Regions from separate parts of the Homo sapiens genome. Here region 2 is linked to region 1. Evidence: read pairs that join two places in POLR2A ChIA-PET (ENCODE). Cell type or tissue: OCI-LY7. All regions are shown on one strand.

Region 1 (2,500 bases):
TTGCTTTTGGTTTTGGCTTCTCTAGGCTCTGCTATTATACTTGTTCTTTAAAAAAATAATAACAGAACCTTTAGACAACCAGGGAGTTCAAGCAAATATCTCTTATTTCCCTACATAGATTCACAACTATAGCAGTAAAAGTCTTAACTATATGTAAGGCCTTCCCCCCAGCATTTAGATTCCTCCTCTAAATACAGAGGCACAGAATTTTTGAGCTGGTTAATCTAAGACTGAATAACCTATTTGGGACCTCAGTAAGAAGTGTGGTTTTAATTCTTGCTTGACAGACACTGTGTTTTGTCTTTTAAACGAGCAGCTCGATATGTAAATACGATGTTACATCACGCAAGTGTTACTCCATATTTGGTGATTTAGCAAGGCTTTGGATCTCCGAAGACGACAAATCCCCTTCCGCCTGCTCTTGCTTCATTAATCATGCCTTACACTTCTGTTCATTTTCCTTCCAGTCACAAGACAACACATGGAAATGGTCATTCCCACATCCTGCTGGGGGGTAGGGGAGATAAAATCTTCACCTACATGTCACATAAGGTAAATGTGGTGGATTCAAGAAATACACTCCACAAATGCAGCTTCCCTAGCAGCAGATTTCCCATTTCACTAAAGGGAAAGTATCTGAGTGCTATCACAGAAAGCACTAAAAAAAGAAAGAAAATGCCATGTTTGGTTTTAATGATCAAATTCTAGAGGGGGAGAGGAGAAATAATATGACATTTAATCCCCTCTAGACCACTGACCTATTATGGTTCAACTTTGTGGTCAAACTAGGTCGGAGAGACAAGTTCCAGTGAATCAATTCATGATATGCACTACCTTTCCTAAAACTGAACAAACCTCTTGCCTTTCGGGAGCTGGGTGGTAGGTAGATGGAAGAAAGCGATCCACCAACAGGCATGGCATGTCTGTCATCACAGAATCTGCATTGACTTTTGTCTAACATGCTCAAGCAAAAAATGTTTTGAGGGTCACTATATAGTGTTACTGTTTATCACTTAGAGAAGGGAATTTAAGTCCCACTGCTAGCCTTTAATTCCTTTTCCCTTGAGCTGCCGAGAAACCCACACACCTAGCTGCCTCCCTGCTAAAATTAACCAAAGGAGGGAGGGCTGTTGAATACGTGTGTGTATTTTTCCAAGAAAATTTTTACATTGTGTTATAGCAGAAACAGTGGAGTCTGGACTGGACATTTGTAAGGGTGACATGTGGCTGTGTAAACCACAAACAAAATCAAGATACATCTGTCAAAACCACATCAGAGACAAGAGAGAGCACAGAGAAGCATTTATCATTTAGCTGAGGAGGCAGGCTGCAGGGAGCAGCCGTTCCTGTCAAACCAACCTTTTGAAATTTCCAACATGCCCTTAAACTTTTCGAGTAAGCATGTCTGTGCGCTTCAGCAACTGCCCTCTCTACTCTGGCCTGGCCAGTCGAAAATGGCATCTTAAAGTCAAGGTCATGGTGTCATCCCACCACGGGGCTGTGTTTAATTACAGCCCCATCCGGGCTGACAGCCAATATGGATCCAAGGCTAGCCCTGAAGCTCAGTTAACTCTTTCCACCACCTCCAACTACCCTGCCAGCCCACTCTACTTCAGGGAAGCCTTGAGAACGAGCTGAACCCCTAAGGAGGCCTGGCCAGATGTTCTGAGTCAAACAAGTCATTGGCTGAACTGCAAATGCCTATATGGCCACTTTGCCTCTGACACGTCACCAAGGCTGGAAATGGACAATGGAAGCTGGACTAGGTGTAGTAAAGCTCAATACTTCAAAATGAGAAGGTGGGGATGGGGAAGAAAAGAAATCCAAAATCGACAGATCCAGAGAGAAGGTGTCTGATGTGTGTACCTATCCTGCCTACATCTGATTCAGTGAGGTGGAAAATATTTATTTTTCTGTGTTCTGGACGTAAGCAACAGAAATGATTATTTTAACATTACAGGGCTGTCATGGACAGTCACATAGAGTAATAGAGAAAGCACTTCACAACTCCTTACTGCTTGGCTACAGCACCTCTGAAAATGAAAAGAAAACATGCAAACAGCTTTTCTCCTTGCTTCTCATTTACCTGCTATGTGTTCCTGTTTGGGGCAAATTCCTCTAGATGACGTTGATAAACAATCGTCATCCTCTGGCGTGACCTGGATGCCAACCTCCACGGGATTGGATGCTTTTTTCATCTCGATTGGTGAAGGGGAAGGTGGCTTATCCACAGCTTTTTCTAAGCAGAGGCTGCCATTGCATTGTTTCCGTTTGTGCTCGATAAAAATAAGAATGTCCCCCAATGGGAAGTTCATCTGGCACTGCCCACAGGTGAGGAGGTCATGATCCCCTTCTGGAGCTCCCAACGGGCCGTGGTCTGGTTCATCATCTGTAAGAATGGCTTCAAGAGGCTCGGCTGTGGTTGGAGAAACAAAAGCACAATTATTAGAGTGCCAGAGAGGACAGAAAGGGGAGAAGCACATCTCAACCCCATGCCATC
Region 2 (2,500 bases), 390 kb before region 1:
TAGGAAGAGTGATTACACACAGATTCAAGTGGAAGAACTTTTATGCATTCTTTTCTCTTAAAGAAAAAAAAAAGACATCCCTAAGAGAGAAGAGCTAATAAAGTCCTATATCGTTGATGATGGTGATGCAGCAGCACAAACAAATTATAGTGTTCAGAAAGTTTGAGAGACTGAAAAGAAATGCACAACGTGTAACACCAAATTTGCCTGTCAAGGGTTTTTTTTTATTATTATTACTGCTTGTTTCATTTTATTATATTCTTAAAGCTGATGTTTGCAGCGATTTGCTTCACTATAGGAAATTCCAGATTCAAGAATACTGATTTACAACTTCAATCATCACCTGACAAATACAGCCCTTGCTAAGTGAGAGCTGATCCATAACAGGTATTTCAAATTTTCATAAGTCACAACATATCAACCCCAAAGTGAAGAGTTTCATTCACAGGAAACAATTTTCTGAAATCAGCAAATATTTTCTATAAAGAAAGAAAAAGTAAAGAATAAAGGGCAAAAAAAAAACCCTCCTCTCAAGATAACTTTATCCCTGAACATAAGAATCCATATGCTGAAATATGGTGAGCTCTGTGGATTTTATTTTTATTATACCTCTCTCCTACACCCCAGGTTTAACTCTTGTCTTCCTCTGCCCAAGTAGCTTTCCAGAAACTGACATAGATGGGCTAGTAGCCTTAATGGAACACCCAGAGTTAACCTGTAAGTCTCACAGCTTCTGCCAAGAGCTGTTGGCTGCTTACTGTCACAAAACATTGTGTCTGAGCCACTCTGACATCCTTCTTCAAGTTTTCATGGAACATGAGACCATTTCAGCATTGAATCATTGCCTCTGATCTATTGTGTAGGTGACCAAAAAAAAAAAAAGTGCTGCTGCAGCCGCCAAAACTGTTAATCCCTAGTCTGATATAGAAGTACAAAGATTAGAAATGCCACCCTTTTAGTAAAAGTTCTTTCTTCTCTATAGCTCTTTCTACTATTCGGTTTTGGAAAATACATAATATTTTTACTTCTCCCAAAAAATTCAAAAAATTAATTGTGTCTGGAAAACTTACGCAGTTACTAGTGAAATCAAAATGTCCAGATAATTTCTAGATTAATCAGAAAAATGAGACTGAAAATTTCAACAATAAAAAAATTATTTCAAAGATACTTGCCAAGTTTTTCATTTTTAGTATATTTAATATATTTTCTTTTTGAAAATACCTTTTTTTAAAAAAAGAAAACGTTATTCTGTAAAAGTGAAGTCTTTTAGCATTGCTAGAATGGCTCACTAATTTCTTTACAAAAACTCAATTAACAAACTTGGGAAATTTTCAGGCTAGCGCTATGGCTTCTAATTTGTCTAGAGAGCAAATATTTCTTCAGTGCAAACTTATCAAAAGACCAATATACAAAATTTAAAAACCATTGAGGCTTCTGTGCCCTCAAATTACTTTGGGGGAAAAATAATCCATGGTGCTCCATATCATATGTTAAAGAGCAACACCTAATGGTAGAATTAGGTATTGCAGGCCAGCTCTCTTAGGCATTGGAAATATGCCTGGCAAAAGAAGCCTAAGAAGTGAGGACATTCTCCAGAGTAAAACGTATTCCTTCATCTAGAACAGGTAGAGATAAAGGAGGCAATGATAGAAAAGTGTTGCCAAGAATCTTGTCGTTCTACAGTAATTGCAAAAGTATACTCAATATATCTTGAGGAACCCACAGACCTGGCTACCAAATTAGCATTGTTTTCATATAATATTTTCAACTCATTACTTGGTAACTTTTAGGAATATCCAAGTAACTTTTTATAGAATCAGCTGGAAAAATTAGATTCGACATAAAGCCAATTTTATTAAACAACAAATGATTTTGTAAAGTAAAATATAATGATATCATCAATTACTCATGAAAATAGTGGGATAGGACAAGGACGATGCAAAATTACACATAATCTATTTTATTTCTATTTGGCTTTGAAATGAAAAGCACAATTTCACTGCACAAAGAAACTGTCAAACCCATAAAATTTAGTGATAAAAATCAGTAAGATCATTTAGACTCAAAAAATCATTTGACTGCCTTTATTTTTTTTAAAGGCTTTGTCAACCCTTACTAACACACATAGTCGACAAAAACAAACCATTTTAAATAAAGAGGACTGTTTAATGAGTGGCACTTTTGTTGCTCACCTACTGCTTGATTTGTAATATGGAATTTAAGTAGCCAAATTGCCAGTCAAAATGTTGAGAGCCATTTTTGGATATAAACAAAGATAGGGAGCATATCTGAGAATGCTCCCACTCTGACTCCATGCCCAGGCTCTCTTCTGAATTAGTTTGAATGCTGGCAAAAGTAAAGAGCATTAGTTTGAATGCTGAGCAGAAGTAAAGAGAAGAGAACTCTAACCTCCATGAATAAGCATCAGTAGATTAAAAAGAGCTAAACACAATAGCCTTATGGAGTCAACAGAACACACACTGAAACTAAACCTTTTTCA

Evidence for each region. Peaks named below come from ENCODE experiments on the same cell type or tissue, not always from the same donor. Only the 100,000 strongest peaks of a DNase experiment are listed, where the experiment ranks them.
Region 2: POLR2A ChIA-PET joins it to region 1 with 12 read pairs; 2 of 35 experiments call an interaction of 5 or more read pairs at or near these places.

Annotation. Positions count from the first base shown.
Region 1 is chr2:60,543,885-60,546,384 of GRCh38, forward strand. It overlaps BCL11A (BCL11 transcription factor A), which reads right to left. Exons shown (of 4, transcript NM_022893.4): 2 at 2,087-2,416. Among named protein-coding and RNA genes, the nearest start is that of BCL11A, 8.5 kb to the right of the region's middle. In OCI-LY7, no CTCF peak of the experiment used is centred here; a DNase peak (open chromatin) is centred at 1,317; H3K4me3 peaks cover 2,159 bases; H3K27ac peaks cover 2,479 bases.
Region 2 is chr2:60,150,911-60,153,410 of GRCh38, forward strand. No RefSeq gene overlaps it. Among named protein-coding and RNA genes, the nearest start is that of MIR4432, 240 kb to the right of the region's middle. In OCI-LY7, CTCF peaks have their summits at 1,503 and 1,703; a DNase peak (open chromatin) is centred at 1,511.